2 separate regions of the Mus musculus genome follow, and region 1 is linked to region 2. The links are chromatin loops, found by intact Hi-C in ENCODE. Cell type or tissue: heart. All regions are shown on one strand. Each heading gives the region's core, and the rest is flanking DNA. Links, peaks and the distances in the headings are about the cores only.

Region 1 (11,065 bases), core at 3,080-5,579, 69 kb after region 2:
GTCTGAGGTGAGGTCAAAGGTACAGGTGGGTTGAAGCCAGAGATGATTCAGGAGTCATCAAGGATACAGTCGTGGTCAGGGACAGGTTGAAATGACAAAAGTCTTGAGGTTAGCAGTCATAAGAATGAATTTTGTGAGGTTAGTTCAGGATGGCGTCAGGGAAAGATATGAGTCAGGAAATGTATAGAAATAGAAAATCACGTCAAGGGATAGGGGTTGGGGCAATCCTCAGGGATCATGGGGTCATAGGTCAAGAGGATTAACACTGAAGGCCCAGATGGAGTCTGTAGTTAAGGTTAGGCTGGGGTCAGAGGTTGGAATATGACCGAGGTGAGTATGGTCTAGAGCTTACAAGGGACCCACAGTTGGGGATGTAGAGCATGTGAGGTTCTTACTTCATTCCCAGTGCATCTTGTCCCACAGGCTCCCTCCGGCCCTTGTGGCCAGCAGCTATGTCCTTGTGTAATGCAAAACCCTCAGGGAACCAGAGGGTGCTGTGTTCTCGCTTTCGCCTGGCAACCATGACACCCAGGATGAAGATGATGAGTAGAAAGACAGCCCCTGCCACCAGCAGTGGCAGCAGTGGCACGCTCTGCTCTGGGGCCTCCAGCGGCTCTCCTGTAGGATGGAAGCAGCAGATGAGCCTTCAGCCAAGTATCAGGGCAGGAACGAGTGAGCAGATTTCAGCCATGGGCGATACTCAGCTATAAGCAGGGCTGTAGCCGTGGAGCAGGACTACAAGTAAGGTTTCAATTTTAAGTGGCTCTTACCCATGGGGTTGGCTTAGCTATGGGACAGCTTCAGCCAGAAGATGGGGCTTTACTCACAGGGCTTCAACCATACTATAGGATTCAACCATCTCTGGGGCTACACGCTCTAATGTACTACCCTCTCTTCTTCCCAGCTCACCTCGCACATCCCGAAGTGGGTATGGGAAATCAAGTCGCTCCACTGCTGACAAGGCTCCCAGGTAGTCAGCAGCACTCTGGGCATCAGGGAAGCAGTGGTCATTCTCAGCTGACTGCAGACAGAGCCGGTTGTCAATCTCCAGCATCACCACAGAGCTGTGGGAACAGAGCAGAGGGACCCAAAGGCTCAACACTTGTCTACAGCATCCTAGACACCCGACCTCAGAGAGCCACATCCGTCTCCACTCTCCATGTCTCTACCACCCACCCAGCTCTCAGCTGGCATCCAACTCCACTGTCTCTCCCAACAGATCTTATTGGTCACAGTGTCTCAAAGCTGTGAATTCAATAATGTCTTCATTCGCCCTGGTAGAGTCTGTTGGTGTCGCCCTTTGCTGGGACAGTGTACCATGTCAGTTTCTCTAAAAGCTTGCTTTTTCTCCTTTATCCTTCTTTGTGGTATTGGAGATGAACTTGGGGCCTTGAATATACAAGGTAGGTTCTCTACCACTGAGCCACGTCCTCTACTGTCCCCCAATTCTTAGGTCTCTGAGAGTCCTTAGATTCCTTCTTCATTTCCTTCTCTCCTGCTTCCTTGATTCTCCCTTCTTTCCCTCCAATGGCCTCCAATACCCAGTTGTCTTGTATGCATCTTCAGCCCTCAGTCATCTCCTGGGGTTCCTCCCCATACCTCAAGACCCCCTAAGAATAGCAAGTTCCAAGGTGGCCCCTGCTTAGCCCTATGTCCTCATCACTAAGCCACTTTAGCCAAGAAAGGGGCCATGTGTCACCTCACCCATCTACTTGACTTCTGCCTGCATCCAATCAGAACCCACAAACCACAGCATCTCTAAAGTTCAGCTCTCCTTTCCTTGTCAGGGCCCAATCTTCAGGCCCTGGTCCACCCTCAAAAAAATGCCTCTCCCACTTCAGGTTCCCCCTACCAGGTCACCAGTGAGCAAGTTCTACAACTTTTGTGAGATGAGGGGAAAGGGGAATGAAGAGAGTGGGGAGGAAAGAGAGTGAGTGTCGGGGGCGATATTGTATGCCTGCAATCCTAGTACTTGGAAGGGCTGAGTAGGAGAACCATGAGTTCAAAGCCAACCTGGGCTACAGATTGAATTTCAGGTTAGTGCCTATAAAACACAAACAAAGCAAACAACGAGAAGAAAACAACAAACAAGCCAGCGAAATGGCTCACAGGCAACATGCTCATCATGCAAGCCTGACATCCTGATGAGAAGAGAGAACTGACTTCACACTGTTGTCCTCTAACCTCTACAGGCATGCGTCGTCATGGCACTTGGGGACCTACACACACACATCATGCACACAAGAAGGTGCTGTCACCTGCATTTGAAGAGTAAAATCTCAGCGCTGCAGCGAGGCTCCCTGTAGTGTACAGAGGATGAACCCCCCCCCCCCCCATAGCAAAGATGTCAACCCGACAGACACGGAAAAACCTGTGGAAGACGCCTTGCCAAGAGAGCTCTCAACTAAGAAGCGTGAAACAGACGGTCTGGACCACGGGTGCCCTAACCGCTGTACCCAGCCCTGAGCCACAGTCACTCACCCGATCACCTCAGGACCCAGCTCACGACGGACCCGGGATTCAGAGCCAGGGCTTGGCCGGTGATAGGGGAAGACCATGGCCTGGCCACGTGCGTCCAAGCGGAAGCGCAGTGAGGTGCGCAGAATAGCGCTGAGTCGCTGCAGAAAGTCGGCACTGGAGCGCAGCAACTCTTCAGGAGGCAGAAGAACTGTGAGGACCAGAACCCCTCGGGCCAAAAGGGCCGGGACCTCGCTGGCACAGTCCAGCCCATCCCAGCCGCATTCCTCAGTGTTGCAGCCCTGGTCACAACGGCCATCTGCAAAGTGGTCGGCGCAGTACTTCTCATAAACAGGGCTGGGGACAGAGAACACAAACTCAGAGATTCTTCGGGTCACCTAAATGCACACACAGAGAATAGCAGTAGTGGACAGTGCTGGTATGGGGTTGGGGATGGTGGTGGTGGGAAATGTTCTTGCATATGCTTTCTGCAAATGCAGTCGTTGGCTGCATAAGCACAAGTTCTGTGTTCCTAATTTGAAATAATTGGGACTAAAACTATTTCAGAGTTCAAATTATAGTTTTAGAATATTTACACATATGCTTAAATATTATATATGCAAATAAATGCAATGAGATATCTTTCTATAAATATTTTAAGATAAGATCTCATGTATCTCAAGCTGGCCTCAAACTCCCTATGTTAGTCAGACAGGCTGGCATATACCTTTAATTCCAGTACTCCAGAGGCAGAGACAAGGATATCTCTGTGTGTTCAGGGCCAGCCTGATTTACACAGCCAATTCCAGCCAGGAATTGTGAGGCCCTATTTTTATTTTTATTATTTATTTATTTATTTATTTTATTTATTTATTTTGGTTTTTCGAGACAGGGTTTCTCTGTGTAGCTCTGGCTGTCCTGGAACTCACTTTGTAGACCAGGCTGGCTTTGAACTCAGATATCCACTTGCTTCTGCCTCCCAAGTGCTGGAATTAAAGGCATGCGCCACCACACCTGGCTGAAGCCTTATTTTTAACAAAGAAAACAAAACTATGTTGCTGAGGGTGATCTTGAACTTATTATCCTCCTGATCCACCTGCTGAGAGCCAAGATTACAAGCACACAGCACCTCTCACAGTTTAGGTGGTGCTGGGGACCCAAGCCTGGCTCTGTGGATGTTAGGCAAGCATTCCATCAAGTGAGCTACATCCCCAGCCCTCTATACATAATTTATATAAGGCACCTCTGGGATGAGGCCCAAGTCTAAAGACAAAAATACACATACCCAAAAGTAACTATATATTTTTAGTGTGCCTGCCTTTGGTGGTTGTTTTATTTCCATGCTGGGCGGGGATTGAACCAAGGGCCACATGCCATCTAGGAAGGTGCTCTGCCACTACAGACCAACCTGTGTCTGAATTTTGACTGTAACTTATCATTGGGGCAAAGGATGGAATTTTCCACTGTGGCATCATGCCCATGCCCCACATGGCTCAGGGATTCAGGTTTGGGATTTGGGATGCTCAACCAGTATCACTATTGTATGCTCTTGAATGAGCACCTGCTGTGGGCTCCTGTTTTGCTTTGTTTGTTTGTTTGTTTGTTTTTGTTTTGAGACAGGGTATCACTGTGTGGCCTTGGCTGGCCTAGAACTCACTATGTAGATCATGCTGGCCTTGAATCCCTACAGAGACCTGCTGTCTATGCCTCTGAAATGCTGGCATTAAAATGTGTGAGCAACTAGACCCAGTTTAATTTTTAAAATTTTAAGAAAGACAAATGAACAAGTCCTAAGTGTGGACAGATGGGATGTGTAACTGCAGGCAGACAGAAGCAAATGGGCAAGATATATAGGTAAAAATATAAATAGGCAGAGATGAGGCACATGGGTGGAAACAGGCGGATGAAACCACCAGTGCCCTGGTGGTAGCAGCTGGAAGGGACAGCCCATCAGACGAGCCAAAAACAGACTGACAGACAAACTGGGACAGATGTGGCTCACTGACAGTGCAACATATAGATAGACAGAAGGACAGAGTCAGGGGGCTCACTTGCAGGTGCGGTCGCGGCCACCAGAGTAGCAGTCAAAGTTGTCATAGAGGCAGGCTGGAGAGCTGCAGGCCGGGTCACACCGGCTGTTGTTGAAGAGACGCCAGCACTGCAGTGCCTCACACTGCCTCCAGGGGTCGTCCACGTTCAGTGAGCAGTCACCGCCATCCCAGCCACAGCCTGGGGTGTTGCACTCACGATCGCAGTTCTGGTCCCCTCGCTTGGCCTGGCAAGCCGCTCGCGGGCACCGTGGCTCCTCGGGGACCTCAGGGGCTGCGGAAGGGGTCTCACAACGCGGGCCGCCCCAGCCCGGAGCGCACACACAGCGGAAGAAAGGGACACTCTGTACAGGTAGGCATGAGCCCCCATGCAGACAAGGGGCAGAGGCGCAGCTGGCGTTAGTAGCTCCTGAGGGTGACGCCCTAGAAACCCGGCAGGAGGGCCCGGACAGCCCCGGAGGACAAGCGCAGCGTGGTCCACGGGCTGTCTGCTGGCATGGGATACCCACTGGGCACTGCAGCTCTCGGCAAGAGCGTGCCACCCGCTCACAACGCAGACCCCAGAATGGCTAATGGTGAAGTGAGGAGACAGAAAGAGAAAAAATTGGTAGTGAGAAGAAACAGGAGAGTGGAAAAGAGAGAAAAGAATGGAGGTCAAGACTTGAGAAATGCTGACACCCCACCCCCACCCCTCCAATTCCAGCAACCTTTCCTCTACTGACCTCATTTTGAAGATAAGCCATACCTCCCCAGGAGGCAACAAAGCCAAGTCACAATTTCACTAAGTTACACTCCAAACCATAATTTCATAATTTCATAATTTCAGAACCTCCTTTCCTTCTACTTTTCCCGTATAGACCTATGCTTCCCTAAAGCCACAGGCCTTTTCTTTCCCCAAGGGTTCCAACCCCTACCAATCACACCTACCGGGACACAGTGACAGGTGAAGGTCAGCCCACCTCCACGGCCTAGGCTGTGACGGCACTGGCCTCCATGCTGACATGGCTGGGACTCACAGGGGGACAGAGCAATCTGACAGCGAGGCCCTGAACAAACAGATGCAGGAGGATCAACTACAGAAGCAGAACCACATCAGGTTTCTGGCCAGGCTCTCTGCCATTCTTACCTGTGAAGCCAGGATGGCAGACGCAGCGGAAATGCCCACCTGGATCTTGTAGGCAGTCCCGAGTATGCGCTGCATGGCAGGCACCCGGGCGACACTCATTGATGTCTGCCTCACAGTGCAGACCTGTGTATCCTGGGGGACAGTTACAGCGGAAGCCACCCACCAGGTCCACACAGGTGCCATTGTGTAGGCACTGAACGCCTGAGTCCAAGGATGGGCCTAGGTCACAGTCGTCCTCATTGATCTCACAGAGAACTCCTAGGGTATAGGAGCATGGTCAGTGGAGGCTAGAAACTCATCCTCTTATCCTGCCCCCAACCCTGGCCTTAACATACCCAGTGTGCCAGGGGGACAGGAACAGAGATAGCGGGCCACAAGATCGATACAGGAGCCTCCGTTCTGGCAGGGCTGGGAAGCACACTCATCTATATTATCCTCACAACTGTCACCAGCATAGCCAGCTGGACACTGTATTGAGGCAAGAAAGGAATTCACTCAGCCCCGAGGGACACAGACGTGCCTCGGCATACCTGTGAGCACACAGAATCTCACCACAAAAGGACACACATAGACATCCAACACAAAGCCAGTGTAGGGGGCAGACTTACCCAGTACAAGGAAACACACTGTGCCCACACTTGTTATCTGTGTGTGTGCATGAACTTGAACCAAACCTAGACCTATCTGGGAAGAGGGAATCTTGCTTGAGAAACTGCCTCCTTCAGATTGGCCTATAGCATGTCTGTGGGGGCATTTTCTTGAGTGCTGATTGATGTGGGAAGACCCAGACCGCTCCGGGAAAGCAACACAATTCTATGGTCTCTGCTTCAGTTCTGGACGATGGTTCCCTGCCTTGGGCTTCTTTCACAGCCTCCCTCAATGATGGACAGTAACCTGTAAGCTGAAGTAAATCCTCTCCTCCCTCAAGTTGCTATTGGTCAGGGTGAGACTGGGAAGGCCACCAGCACACTCAGTACAGAGGGAGATAGGCTGATGAGAACACGCAGGAAAAATACCCAGGTACCCCAGACCACATGTCCAGACACAATGGTAAGTCACTCATACCCAGAGAGAGACACAGAACTGGAGACAGAAACTCACATGCCCCAAGTCCATCCACAAGTGCATGAGGGTTAAGGAGCTGCAGAGATGGTTCAGTGGGTAAGAGCGCTTGCTGCACACACGTGAAGATTTGAGTTCAAATCCTCAGTACCTACTTAAAAAGCTAGGTGTGGTCTTCTATGTGTGTCACCCAGGTGTGGGGTGGGGGAGGCAGGAGGATCACTGGGGCTCACCATCTACAGCCTAACTTGAGGTTCAGTGAGAGAACCGCAGGCGAACAAAGTACAGTGATAGAGGGGACACCTGATGTCTGCCCCTGACCTCTGCATTTACACTCCTGTGCACACACACACACAGACATATACCCATAAAAGGACTGCTAGGCCAGGCCTGGTTGCTCATTCCTTTAATCCTAGCACCCACGAGGCTGAGGTAGGTAGATCTCTAATAGTTTAAGCCCACCAGAGCTACATAGTGAGACTCTGTCTCAAAATAGAAAGAAAGAAAGAAAGAAAGAAAGAAAGAAAGAAAGAAAGAAAGAAAGAAAGAAAGAAAGAAAGAAAGAGAAGGAAAGAAGGGAAAGGAAAAGATAAAGAAAAGGAGGAAAGAAAAGACACGCAGACAAGTATTATGGCGCATGACTGTTATCTAGCACTCATATAGAGCCAGAGGCAGAAGGATTGCTGTGACTTGGAAGCCAGCTTGGACTACATAGCAAATTCCAGGACAGCCAGAGCTTCATAACGAGACCATGTCTCAAAAATCTAACCAAAAAAAAAAAAAAATAAAATAAAATAAAAAAATTCTATAGCAGCCATGCTGACTCTGGATGAAGCTGAGTGATACAGAGTGCTTACCTACTACACATGAAACATCCCTGCTCTCCCACCGACGGGGGAGGGGAAGGACCCACACCAGGACACAGAAACACAGGCAAGCATGACTGACTTCTCTTCCCTCTCCCTGAGACGCACTTACCTCACACACATAGCCCCCCATGTAACCACGGCAAGTGCCCCCGTGCTGGCAAGGCTGGGCCGTGCAGGGATCCACCTCGTGTTCACAGTGACTACCCGTACGGCCCTCTGGACACACACAGTAGTGGGAGCGGCCCTTGTCTATGCACTTTCCACCTTCCTGACACAGCTGCTCCAACCTCACCCCTGAAAAGCAGAGGGTGACATCAGACTCAGAGGTGGCCATGCCACCTTTCCTATTCCGGCCACATCACACATTCATCTAACATCCCCACTGCCATCAATCCCTAGTGTCTCACCCACATCCAAAAGCTGTCAGGCCACTTGTCAGCTAACCTGGTCTCTTTCCACAGCACCACTTTGATGACTCTATCAGCTTAGTCACACACACACCCAGCTGTCTCACTGTGACAGATATAGTCACACTCTGGCCAGTTATTCCAGTCACACACATACTGAGCCACACACCTCATTAGTCCCATATGTTGTATGGCGCTCTCATTTGGCTCATGCCAGCAAGAGGGATGCACCACCACCCTTCAGCCCCACACGCACGCACCACATGCTTCCCTCACCCATCTGGGCTGCGGCCTCCGTGCAGGGCAGGCTTTGTATGTCGCACAGGCGGCCACTCCATCCAGGTGGACAAATGCAGTAAGCCCCAGTCTGGACACAGCGACCCCCATTCTGACAGGGTGCCTGGCTGCACCAGTCCACTGGGTTCTGCAAAAGAAATCTTCAAGATCAGTGCTGGGAGAGACCCTAGAAACCAGATGGCCTTATCCCTTCAGGATGCCCCCCACGGGTCCCCCCTCATTTCTGGACTCTTCCACCAAGGACCTCAGACACCACCCACCTGACACTGACTCCCAGTGAAGCCCTCCCGGCAGGTGCATTCAAATCCTGGGTGGGTGGGGTTGCAGATGCCCCCGTGCAGACAGGGCCGGGAAAAGCAGGGGTCAGCCTCGTATTGGCAGTGTGTGCCTGTGTAGCCGGGGCGACACAGACAGCTGAAGGAGCTCACGCCATCCACACAGGTCCCTCCATTGAAGCAGGAACTGGAGAACAGGACAAGAAGTTCAAGACCTTAAAGACCACCCCAATCCTTCTAGAACTAAGTACTTCCCAATTTCGGACCCTTGCTATCCTCAACAAGCCATAGCACTATGAAGATCTAACCTGGCTCCTTCGCCTACGGACGCTGCCTCAGTCTAGGCCTCCAAAGAACTGGAGTCTGTGACTTCCAAGCAGCCTTGCCCATTCCTCAGCCATGTGCCAGCATCATTCCAGCCCTCTAACAGATGCCGAGTCCAGGATGCCCTCTCTGGCCCCTGAGTCTCCAGCCCATGCTCCACCCACCTGGGGCTGCAGTCCGGCAAGTCAATCTCACAGTGGAAGCCTCCATAACCAGGTGGACAGGCACAGGTGAAGGAGGCCACGTGATCAGTACAGGTGCCAGGGCCACAGGGGCTGCTCAGACATTCGTCCACATCTCGGGCACAGCGAGGACCAGCAAAGCCGTCGAGGCAAGAACAGGAAAAGGAGCCCACGCCATCCTGGCAGGAGCCACCATGGAGGCACGGGTCTGCAGTGAGCAGGAAAATAATCTGGTCAGTGCCTATGCCCACATCAGCCTGGCCTGACTCAGCTATGCTTTACACACAGGAAGACTCAGGAAGAAGCCAGAGGGGACAGTCCTTTTTGTTTGCTTGCTTGTTTTTGAAATAGTTTTACTATGTAGCCAAGACTAGCCTGGAGTTCAATATGTAGATGAGGCTGGCCTTGAATAGTTCAGAGATGAGCCTGCACTCTGCCTTCTAAGTGCAGAAATTAAACGTGTGTGTATCCCAGACTACAAGAGACACTCTTGGTCAGAGATCAAAGTTAGTCCCCTTTTGTGGTCAACCCCCCTCTATAAGATGTCCTCTGACCACCACGTGAATGTCATGGCTCACGTAGACAAATGTGTCATGCAACACATAGACAAATAAATACATTTTAAAAATATCCTTTTAAAAAAAGCCCCTTTGAGTGCCGGGCATGGTGGCGCACGCCTTTAATCCCAGCACTCGGGAGGCAGAGGCAGGCGAATTTCTGAGTTTGAGGCCAGCCTGGTCTACAAAGTGAGTTCCAGGACAGCCAGGACTATACAGAGAAACCCTGTCTCGAAAAACAAAAAACAAAAACAAAAACAAAAACAAAAACAAAACCCTTTGAGCTATAGAACTGGCCCTACCTATTCTGAAGTTCAGAATCTGTGGGTTCAACCAGTAGATGGACAATAGGGAAAATCAGAGATTACCCAAGGGCAGAACATGCACACTATTTTCTTGTTATTTTCTAAACAATAGAGTATAGCAAACATATACATGCTATGTCCATCGTACTTGGTGTGTCAAGCCATCTAGAGGGACCGGCAAGATGACTTTAGTAGGTAAAGGTGCTTGCCCACCCAGGACTGCCTGTCTGAGCTCAATCCCTGCAACCCTCATGGTGGAAGAAGAAAATCAACTCCTGCAAGCTGTCCTCTGGCCTCCACAATCTAATGTAGCATGTTTGCATTCCACACCCCCCCCTTCTCTCTCACCTTCCCTCCCTCCCTCCCCCCTCCCTCCTTCCAGTTCAATTAAAAATGAAGTCTGGGTTGATGATAGGACTCAGCCTGAGTAAAGCCACCAAACCCAACACCCTGAGTTGGAACACCAGATCCCACAAGGTAGAAGGACTATACTGTCCTATGACCTCCACACGTGGTACATACACGCTCACACACATGCACACAATAACAGGTAAATGTAAACATTTTAAAATAAAAAGTTATTTGGAGATGATTTAAATAATCTGGGAGGAGATGCAGAGGCTATTTGCAAACATTAAGCCATTTGACAATAAGGGACTTAAACACCCATAGAGTCTGTAATCCATGGAGGCTGTGGGAACAACCTCAAAGAACCAAGGAATACTTGTAGTGCCACTGCCTGCTCTGATTCATACGCTCAGCACAGCCTGTGGTGACCAGTGTAGCTACTACTAGCCACATGAGGTTAATAGGCCCGTGATCTCACTGCCAGGCCAAATGAGACAAGCTGCAAATGTAAAATACATTTAGCAAAATTTAAATTTTTGAAGGCTTATATGTGAAATGAAAATATTTTCTATATTGGCTTAAATAAAACATATTTTTAACTTTTTATTCTATTTTGGGTTATTATTGTTATTTTTTTCTCTCTCTCCCGCCCCCTCTTTCTCTCTCTGTGTGTGTGTGTGTGTGTGTGTGTGTGTGTGTGTGTGTGTGTGTGTGCATAGCAGGCATGTAGAGATCAGAAGACAACTTGTAGGACTGACCTAGGTTCATCAGGTTTAGAGGCAGTGCCTCTCCCTGCAGAGTCATCCCA
Region 2 (11,065 bases), core at 4,654-7,153:
TCAAAGGTTCCAGGAAGCTGCTTTCACCTTTGTTCTATGTAAAGACCACAGACGCACCATCTTGGAGACAGACAGACTGAGCACGGGGCCTGTTCCCCTTGGGATTCCTAGCTCCCAGAGCTCTGAAGACAGGAATTTCTGTTTAAATCAGTGATAGAGTGTCGAGTATGCTCTTACAGCAGCGGGAAGGTACAGCATAAATTCACTAATAGGACACCAGGCGTAGGACAGTACATTACAATCCCGATGGCCCTATACCGCTGAGATGCCTTGCTCACCTCCCAACTCCAGGCTACAGAAAAAGTGCATGGTAACAAAATTTGGAATGAGAAGGGATGAGGTCAGGAGAACTTGGCTGTCATGGAACTAGCTCTGTAGACCAGGCTAGCCTTGAATTCAAAGGTCTGCCTGCCTCAGCTTTCCTGAGTGCTGGAGTTAAAAGCATGCACCAGCATCGTATGGACTGTTTGTTGTTGTTGCTGCTACTAGTGAGTTTTCTTTTTTTTTTTTAATTTTCCTTTGTTTGTTTGTTTGTTTGTTTGTTTATACCTAAGATAGGAAAGGTTGTGGGGAGGACATAATAGGGAAAGAGAGGGTAGTGGATTCACATTGTATAGATGTCCTAAAAGTTAACTTTGTCAAGCAGCTTTAGAGTCCCAACAAGAACACCAAGTCACACACAGAGGTTAGGTGACACGCACTGGCTGCTACGCAGGAGAAAATATCCCAAGACAGTTCCTGGCTTTGGACCTGGAGCGTTCTGACTCCTAGTCAGTGGTGTCACCTGTTGGACATAGGACACGCAGGTGATGCTTGCTGCTGTGTGGGACTGTAGCTGACAGTTCTGTAGCCACAAGTCACGTGTCACATGTCACGTCCCCCGTGGCTAGGCGCTCGTCCCTAGGCCTGACTGAGATAAGGCTGAATCTCAGGGTCACAGATCTTCGGGAGAGACAAATGATTCTGAGGGACACAAAGAAGCATTGAATCCCTGGACCCTGACACCCATCGGCCCTGGGGCTCCCCTCTAGGCCTGGCTGCCTCCTCCTCCCCTAAGAAAGCAGGCTACACCTCCTGTGCACACCAGTCTTACACCCCACACACACACACACACACACACACACTGGTGTTCCTGCTCCTGCCCTGGCTCTGAGCTGCTCTCCTCCAGTCTCCTGCCTCCACATCCTAACTTCTGTGTCTCCAAATTTCCCCTCTGCAAGGACAGCAGTCATGGGTTGAACACTGTAATCTAACATGGCCACCAATTCCTTATCAACCGCCTCATTCTAAATGAAGTCCTATATACAGGCCTGTGATGTCAAGATGAGGACATCGTTTCAGGGACCTATTTAACCCTCAGTCACTGTCACAGTGAATACCAGAGTCTGAGGTGCCTGTCTTCTATCTGAAGTCCTGTCCTGAGACCTCACCCACCAGGATCTGCTCATGTCCACTGCCACAGAAAGGCCATCCTGGGGTGTGAAGAACACCTTATCCTGGTTGATCTGAGCAGTGATAGATCAGGAGCTCCAGCAGCTGCAGGCACATCTGCAGGGACCAAGTGAATTCCTTCCCTGTTGGCCTCAGCTGTGCCCCAGACACAGCCCAGATGAGTGGTACTCTACTCAGTGAGGAGGCTGGAGGGAGACCTCAGGCTGGACCCGCCAAGTCCCTTGTCCTGGCTCATGGACTACTCTCTCCCCACAGGGGTCTTGTTTGGAAGGAACACATTGATCCAGTTCTCCAGGGGTGGGGCTGAGGAGTTCCATGGCCCTGGACTGCAGTGCACGGACCACAGACCACGTTCTTGTTAAGACACCAGACGTGAGGTGGGGTCTCAGTCCAGCCTTCCTCATCCTAACTGTGGTGTTTGGAAGCATCCTATTATAAAACCAAACAAACTAAAAACAGAAACCACCCGGAGGTTCAGGAACACCAGAGGAACAGCCATCTATCTAGAGTTCATTTTGCTCTACATCACATTTTACAGCCATATCCAGACTTTGCATTCCGAATGGGTCAACCACTGTGATGTGCTATATATTGCAACAAGGGATCAGAGAGGTGGTGCCAGGACCCTCTGTTCTCTCCTTCTTCCCTGACTGGGCTCTGGACCCTCCATGTGTGGGTAGAGCCATGCCTCAGGGAAGCTTTGATGACCTGGGAGGGAAGAAGCACTGTCACAGACCTGCTAGCCTGCTCCTGATGGCTCCCTGAGGTAGTGTAGGTGGGGTTGCTGACAGACAAGACCCTGGAAGTTTCTGGAAAGCCTGGCTTAGCAGGCACTGGCCAGGCCTTTAGACTCCCTGCCCTCACACAGAGCTGAAGGCAACAGACTTCAGAAGACCCCACGGGTCTGAGTTACGAGAGATGGAAGACGCTGCTTCTGATCTGAAACACAGATGAAGGGCTACGTGTGGTGGTTTAATAGAAATGGCCCCCGTCGACCCATGTGTTTGAATGCTTGGCACTTTAGGTGTGTGGCCTTGTTGGAGATGGTATGTCCTTGTTGGAGGAGGTGTGTCACTGTGAGGCAGGCTTTGAGATCTCATATGGTCAAGCCATGACCAGTGTGGCTCACAGTCTCCTGTTGCTTTCGGATCAAAATGTAGAACTCTCAGCTCCTTGTGTAAGCCAGCCTCAATGAAATGTTTTCTTTTACAAGGGTTGCCATGGCAATATTCTTTCTTAGGGTTTTACTGCTGTAAACAGATACCATGACCAAGGCAACTCTTATAAGGACAATATTTAATTGGGGCTGGCTTATAGGTTCAGAGGTTCACTCCATTACTATCAAGGCAGGAGCATGGCAGCAACCAGGCAGACATGGTGCAGGAGTTGCTAAAAGTACAACATCCTATTCTGAAAGCAAACCGAAGAAGACTGGCTTCCAAGCAGCTCGAATGAGAGTCTTAAAGCCCACACCCACAGTGGCACACCTCCAAATAGTGCCACTTCCTGAACCAAGCAAATTCACACCACTACAGCCATGGTGTCTCTTCACAGCAATGGAATTGTAACAAGACACAAAGGATGCTTCCATGTTGTATATAGAAAAGGCGGTGATCTCTTGTACCTGGTACCTTCAGAAGGAGATTTAATGTCCCATTTAAATTCATTTGGTTTAAAAAAAAAACAGATGTGTCCTTTAATGGAAAGCAATACAGCAGTCACTGGACAGGTTCTATCTCTGCTCTGTCCCTGGTGGTCCCCACCATAGCCTCCCATCCTCTTTGGTGATAAATGGCCAAATAAGCACTCAGGTGTCTCTTCTCCCTGTGCACCTCCTTGCCTTCAGACACACTGCTGAACTCTTCTAAGGTTTTATACTTAAGGGTGTGGGATAGTCATGATCATGGGACTCCCAAGCTCGAGTCACCACCCAAGGTCACTGTCAAAAGTCATGGAGCCAGATGGCACCAGATCGGCAGCCAATGGCTGGTCTTCAGATCCTTGCAGGGAGCAGCCAGGCAGGTTCTTTGTCTCCAAGTGTCCACACTCTGTGAATCATCCCAGAAGCCCTAAAGCACCAGACAGTCCCCCAAGACTGAGAAGACTAAGAGAGTGAAGAGTGAGCTGCAGACCACCACAGTTGTGACCAAGCACCTCCTTTCCTTGCCACGCTTTCTGGGCAGTAACCACAAGGAGCACGCTGGGGAGAAAGGACCACACTAGCACAACTGCAATGAAAATATTTATTTGTGGATAGTCATAAAAGACAACAGACTAGCACAAAACAGACACAGCTACACAGTGCTGACAGGTGCTCATGTCCACAAACATGCTGACAGGGAACAGTACACAGGACTGGGGGACTTGGGCAGGAGACCTCCTGAGCCCAGAGCACACCCCTCCTGCACAGCAGGGACTGAGGGGCTAACTGTGCTTTGCTCTGAAGGCCACAGAGGGGTGGTCTCTGGGAAGGACTAGCAGGGTCGGGCCAGCCCCACAGGTGCAGCCCATCCTCCAATTGGTTGACATTTACAACACATGGGTGAAATTCTGACAGGCTCTGTGTCAGGAATGGACAGCTATGAAGCTAAGAGCATTTGAGATGTTGCCCATGTCTCATCCTTCAAGAGCTTTGTTCATGAAGAATTCACCTCCATTCACAAAACACTGTCATCACACACACTCCTCCCCCATCAGTCAGAAAATGGTCTCAGGTGTTTTGTGGGACTCACTGAGGCCTGAGCTTTGAGGGAACCTTGCTTCGGCCTTCCTGCTCTGTGGGATATGAGGGAGAAGGGTGTGCTAAGCTCATGTCCTCTACTGTGTTCTGTCACCCCCAGGACACACCCTCCTCATGTCAGGCATGAACTGAGTCCTCTGTGACAGTGTAGCTCAGAGGCTTCCAGAGCCCCAACCCAGGTCACCTACACCTGCTGCATGGGGCAAGGCAGGCTGTGAGGTGCAGACATGGCTTTACCTACCCAACATCTCACGGGGCCTGCTGGCTCTATAGGACGGGCAGTGAGGTGTGGCCAAGGTTATACCCAAGGCCTTCTGGGAACTTCCAAGCATGGAAGTCTGAGTGGCAGGTTCTCTCCTGTTTCCACCCACCTGTAGCGTCAGGGGAGAGGCAGCTCTAGCTGGCTATTCAAGAGCTGACCAGGGCAGGATGGGGTTCCCTGCCCTAGGGAGACCTTTTGCACCTGGAATGTGGATCCTGTTGCACCAAGACCAGAACCTGCCTGACGGTGAACCAGGGGAAGAAATGAGATGCTGGCCCGGGGGAGCTCAGCCACAGTCAGGGACGGTAATCCAAGGGAGACGGAGACTTCTGCTCTGAGGACATCCTCTGCCTGGCTCAATAGTGTGGAATCTTAAAATTGGGTTTATGGGCTGGCGAGATGGCTCAGTGGATAAGAGCACTGACTGCTCTTCCGAAGGTCCTGAGTTCAAATCCCAGCAACCACATGGTGGTTCACAACCACCCATAATGAGATCTGACACCCTTTTCTGGTGCATCTGAAGACAGCTACAGTGTATTGATGTATAATAATAAATAAATCTTTTTTAAAAATTGGGTTTATTCCACTAGGAATTAAACAAGAAAAAAAAAAAGGAAAAGAAGAAGGAAGGGAGGGAGGGAGGGAGGGAGGGAGAGAGGGAGGGAGGGAGGAAGGGAGGAAGGAAGGAAAGAAAATTCCAGGAGTAATTGGGGGGGGGCAATGTGTGAGTGAAGGTGTCTTACTCCATAGCTATCCTGCTGCCTCAGCCTCTAGGGTACTAGATTGTAGGTATCACCATGCCAGGCAAAAAATTTCTATTGGCATAAAAAGATTAAATACTGTTAAATTTAAAATTGCACATTAAATTCTGGTTTTAAGCAAATTAAACCCACTAGGGTGCAGTGAAGGGCGAATATGGCATAGAAAACATTATTTTATGTTAATCTCTCCATAGAAAGTGTCTGCAACAAGAATAAACCAGCAAGGAGACACAACAGTGCAAAACACACCGATATTTACAAACTGTCAGTTCTGGCCATGCTGACCACGCAATGGCTTTCTGGGAGGTCAGGCTGACCTGGGGACACACTGACTCCCACTTACTGTCAGGTGTTGCACAACACCAAGTCTGAGGCCTGACAGAAAGATGTACACGCACACACACCAAAACAAAAAAAAACCCAAAAAACAAACAAACAAACAAACAAACAAACAAACAAACAAAAAACCCAAAAACATCAAATCTCCCAGCAGGATGGCAGGATGGCTGTTTAATCAGTTGGTACCAGCATCTGCCTGGGCCTCTGACACTGCTCCACAGGCTCCACCGTGCCCCCTGCTGGTGGATGCTGAGACTGCAACTGGACTGGCACCTGCCAGCCATCTGCAGCTGTCACAGAAAGTGTGGACAGGCACAGGCATGTCCAGCTACACCTCCACCCCAAGGCGTGTCTCCATCATTGGGGGGTGGGGGGGAGTGACATTCATTCAGACCTGGGGACCAGGTTCAAGCCTTCCCTGGCTCACCACTTTCCCTAGAGACTGCAGCTCTAGTGTAACCTCACACTGAACCTGACCTCCCAGAACTGCCCCTTAGAGGGACATCCATTCTTAGCATCCACTGGTGGGACCCGTGGTTAGCATCCATCTGTCACATGGACAGACATGGCTTTCTGCAGGTAGCTAGCTACGTGGATGTCTGGAAGAGAAGCACCCCAGATGGCAGCAATAAAAGGGGGCACTGGGCTGCGGCACCCTCCTGAAGGCACACCACCAAAGCCTGGGTCCATGCCTGTCCACTCAAACCCCAGTGCCCTCTCTGGTCCAGGTGGATACACTGCCCCGGAAAGGTTCACGGAGGGCCCAGTGCAAGCAGGTGGGCCCAGCCTGTGGTCACTGGGCATGTATGAACTACCTAAGTATGGCTTGATACCCCAAGTTAATGAGTCCCCCAAAGGGCTGCAAGGAAGCGAAGAACTTGGAGACAAAATACATTCACTTCTTCTTCCCTTCACTTTACAGTGTAAGGACTGAAGTAGCTGGAGCCGGGAACTCTGTCTAGGAGCTGCCCAGGAGCACAGCAAAGGCCTCAGCACTGCTCTGGCCAACCTGGCTCCTTCCAGGGACCCTACCTTCCTCAACAAGGACAGGAGACAGCCTGACCTCTAACAGCCTGTGCTGGTCTCTTATCTCAGGTGGTGCTGCTGACATCATACTGGGAGCACAGCCTGTGGGGCGCACAGTCCCCTCCTTTCAAATCCCCACTTCAGCACAGAGGAGCCTAGAATGCTCCCACTGAAACAGCAAGTGGCTTTAAAAAAAAAAAAAGGCTCTCACCGTTAAGGAAAAGGACCGTGTCATTTGTCATTTTTACATTCGTGGACATACTGCAGAAGTGAGACAGAGGCCCAGGATTATCACACAGGAGCAGGCATGACTTAAGAAGAGTCATATGTGGGAATTCCTTCCTAGCATCCGGGAGGTGGAAGGAGACGCTTTGAGGCAGGATCAAAGTCCTACTGGGCTACCCTGGGCTAATGCAGCTTCCTTACTAAGCTCTGGAAAGTGAAAGCAAAAGCCAATTCTGACTTGGCTACTAGGGGGCCGGACCCAGTGCTTGCTGGCTGGCAGGGCTGCAGACAGTTCTTTGGAAAGCCTGACCTCGGCCAGCACCTCTGCCCATGCTCAAAGCACTAATCATTTCTTCTTAGTCACGTGCTCTGGGCCTTATCCCCTGGCTTCCAAGGCAACCTCCAATTTCTCCTTAGACTGTGGCTTCTGTGAAGAAGCAAGGCAAATCTCAAGAACTGAAGTTCATTAAAGTGGGTGTGGGTGCTGACTGAGGTCAAGGGATGTTGTGAACAGACAGCCCCACTCACAGTCATGACTGGGGATCCCCAAACTCTGGGAAGTAGAGCCAAAACAAAAAAAACAAAAAAAACAACAAAAAAAAAACTCACCCTTGAGCAGTAGGCAATGGGACATGTCACAGTCTCCTGAGGGGTCTAAGAGCTGCCCCTGCATACACAATGCCAATATGCTCTGTAGAGGAGACCTTCCAAGGAGGCAGAGAGCTAGCTGACTTCACATCAGGGCCTCTGGCCCCTCAGCATGAGGTGGGCACAGAATCCAGAAATGGAGGGGGAGGGGGGAAAACCTGCACTTAAGTCCGCCACCAGGGGGCAGGAGCCACCTCTGTCTCTCCTTCCCTGTCTGTCCAAACCCCTGTGCAGCGATGCACTGTCCCCAGCAGCATGTGGCAGGTGCACTGCCACCTGACAGTTCTGCAGGGCTGGGTGAGTGCCCACAAGAGCCCAGTGAGGCAAACTTCCCTGAATCCCCAAGCTGCCCTGCTCTCAGCAGCTCAAACCCATGTTGGTCAGCTTCCTAGAATTTGCTCCAAAGTTACAGGAGACCCTGCAGACACCCAGGCCGCTTGCAGATCTCCTGGAATGTTCAGGTTCCTTAAAAGGTCCCTGTCACAGTGACCACATGCTTGTGTGCCTTCCCAAGCACGGGGATATGAAACCTTCCCTCGCAGCCCAGCAGCTCCATACGTGTGACATTCTGGGACACCCAAAGAGTGGCAGAGACACAGAAACTCTAATGCAGGAATAAGGGAAAGCCAGAAAGGCAACGAAAATATTTGGCGGAATTCTTCCAATGCCAATGGTTAAGACCTAACCCGAGTTTTTTTTTTTTTTTTTTTGTTTGTTTGTTTGTTTTTTTTGTTTTTTTGGTTTTTAGTTTTTGGAGACAAGGTTTCTCTGTAGACCAGGCTGGCCTCGAACTCAGAAATCCGCTTGCCTCTGCCTCCCGAGTGCTGGGATTAAAGGTGTGCACCACCATGCCCAGCTGGCTGGCTTGCTTTCTTTTTCTTTCTTTCTTTCTTTCTTTCTTTCTTTCTTTCTTTCTTTCTTCCTTCCTTCCTTCCTTCCTTCCTTCCTTCCTTCCTTCCTTTCTTTCTTTTTTTTCTAACCCAATTTTAAAGACAGCACCAACATGGGCAGAGTCAGGACTGTGTATACACAGGGGGCAGTGACAGCCAGTGACCAACAGAAAGGTCCAGAGGCAGCAGGCTGGCCTCCTCCACCTTCCTTCCTTCCACACGCCTATGAGGCAGTCAGAGGCCCAGAGCCTTTGGGGGAAGGGACCATGGTTCTGAATCACATATTCCTACAACAGCTTTGTCATTTAAAAAAAAATAGCACAATGGCACATTTTCACACTAGAGACTGGCTGAGACCCGACTCTCAGGAAGGAACATGATGTCCAGTTTCAGTCATGGCTCTAAGGCAGATGTTACAGCTTTTCAGAGGGATGGAGACGGACACCTCAGCTCACTGTGTGTCAGGGCGAGTGTGCGTGATCCTCACAGCACCGTGGCCTGCACAACGATCTCGGGGTCCTCAATGTCCCTTTTGCTCTGGACCATCCTCAGCTCCAGCTGAGCCGGGCTGGGCTTCTGTCCTTCTCCTCTATCTGCTATAGAACACGGGGAAGATCAGAGCAGGCAGGATGGAACCTGAGCCATCCTTCCCTCTCCCACAGTTCTGAGTTCCTGCTTCAGGAGGGGTCCCCACACTGCACACGCACACACACACACACACACACACACACACGCACACACACACGCTGCCTCACTTCTAACACACAGCAGGAAGCAGAGGCTGGAAAGGAGAGCTCCCCCCTCCCTCTTGCCCACCTCCAGACAGGGAGCACCCCCAAGGAAGACAGAGCACAGGCAGGGAGCACCCCCAAGGAAGACAACGCGCAGGCAGGTACCTTTCGCACACCGGATGGTCCTCTGTAGGACGTGCTGCACAGCAGACACTGTTTTCTCACAGGCCACCTATGGAGAGGACAGCGACAGAGGGGCAATGGCCCACCTGCTGAGCATCCCTGTACAGAGGGCATCTTCCAGTATCAGCTCCCTCAGTCACCAGGCCTCACCGTCCCTCACACCCACATTGGACACAGTGGGAGCCCCCCACTGGGCTGATTGCAGGAGAGCCCCCCCCCAGAGATGTTTCTGCATCAGATTGTATCTGGAGGGCCACCCATAGCACATGCTAAATGCTAGGTCCTCTGCCTGGGGTGCCATTGGAGTGTGTCGACCTCTGATATCTCATGGGGGAAGGCAGGTGTTGGCTCCCTCTCCTCTCCCAACCTGACACTAGAAAGCTGGCTACCCCACTGTCAGCCCAAGTAAGAATTTATTACCCAGGGAATTTATAACCCACACAGTTGTCCAGCCTCATCTCATGCCTTGTTTGACCTTATAAGATTTTCCCCTTAGAACCCCTAGTCACTGAGTATGCAAATGAGCTATCTTCCAATACCTAGGTCCTTGGCCACAGAAACCTTGCCCAAGAGACCCTGCTCATCTCCCCAGGGGCATAAATACTCCCTTCCATGCCAATAAATTAAACCAGTTCTCCAAAGCTGTTCCTGTGTGTGTGTGTGTGTTCTTTACCTGAGCACTCACTGCTGACCAGGGACCTGCATTGAATCCAACGACCCAGTCCATGCTTCCCTCCCTCAGCTCAGCCCAGTGCACCAAGGGCCAGTCCATACTGTAGGGGAGAAGGGAGTATTTTGTGGCACCAGGCTAGGATGGAACCCAGGCCTTGTGTGTGCAAGGCAAGTGTTCCACTGAGCCATTAGCGCACAATTGTGACTCAGCCTTCCATAGCACTGGAGGAGGACATACTGGCTGCAAGCTCACAGGCCAGGAGGTCCCAGATGCAAGGGCACTGCCTTAAGAAAACTCCTCTGCCTCTGCTGATCACACACTGAACTGCATACTGCACAAGAAAAGCCCCAGTATGATCCTCACAACATAGCATGATTCCCACCTGGGCTCCAGATGTGGCTCAGTTGGTGGAGTGTTCACCCAGTACTAACTTGGTCCCAGCTGTCCCGCCTTCCCCAGAAGACCTGAGCAAAAGCATCCTATCTCCTCACAGGCGCATGAAGCAGGTGGGATGCACATACAGGCAACCACAGAAAGACCCATCTCCATAAGAAGTCTGATGGGGAAGGGCTTATCTTGGCTTGTATCTTCAGCATTCTGCCTTGATCCCCCAAGGGCTGGGCCCAACTAGCCTGGCAATGGCTACATAGCAGGAAACAACCTGGACTGGCAGTGGTTCCTGCATCACCAAGGGAGTGCCTGGGAGGCTGCACAGGTCCAGAGTTCCTAGCTGACTCCAGTGTAAAATGCTAGCTCTCTTTTTCTTTCTTGCTTGCTTGCTTGCTTGCTTGCATGCATGCTTTTAGCACTGGGGAGGGTCAAACCTAGCTCTCATGTATGCAACTGAGAAGAGCTACACTCATAGTGAGTTCTAACTCTGAAAGCCAAGTCCATGGTGTCTTATTTCTGATGTCACTACTACCCAAAATTGGGATAAGTGAAGCAGACTGACAGAGTGCCTTCTGGTCCCATGATCAGCTGTATTATCCCACAGATCCTCAGCTCAGGCCCAGGCCCCACTAACCTGTTCCTCTCTCTCTCAGGGTTAGAACCATAGTACACTATCTCCCCACCAGGAGTGCGAGGGAATGGTGGGGAGGAGCAACAGGTACAACTGACCTTGAGATTGTCTGGG

The links. A loop is a pair of places that touch in the nucleus more often than their neighbours do. Peaks named below come from ENCODE experiments on the same cell type or tissue, not always from the same donor. Only the 100,000 strongest peaks of a DNase experiment are listed, where the experiment ranks them.
Region 1: a loop joins it to region 2, with 4 times the contacts of the local background. A loop is called at or near these places in 2 of 42 quality-filtered maps.

Annotation. Positions count from the first base shown.
Region 1 is chr17:32,138,736-32,149,800 of GRCm38, forward strand. It overlaps Notch3 (notch 3), which reads right to left. Exons shown (of 33, transcript NM_008716.3): 17 at 9,030-9,255; 18 at 8,527-8,728; 19 at 8,246-8,393; 20 at 7,672-7,856; 21 at 5,967-6,099; 22 at 5,632-5,889; 23 at 5,433-5,551; 24 at 4,509-5,074; 25 at 2,482-2,814; 26 at 910-1,064; 27 at 396-618. It overlaps Gm41568 (a long non-coding RNA gene), which reads left to right and starts at 1,059. Exons shown (of 2, transcript XR_876749.3): 1 at 1,059-1,403; 2 at 2,193-4,200. In heart, for the core only: a CTCF peak has its summit at 4,616 (motif pointing right); a DNase peak (open chromatin) is centred at 4,636; H3K4me3 peaks cover 623 bases; H3K27ac peaks cover 375 bases.
Region 2 is chr17:32,067,720-32,078,784 of GRCm38, forward strand. It overlaps the pseudogene Pdxk-ps. Among named protein-coding and RNA genes, the nearest start is that of Rrp1b, 37 kb to the left of the region's middle. In heart, for the core only: a CTCF peak has its summit at 5,807 (motif pointing left); a DNase peak (open chromatin) is centred at 5,822.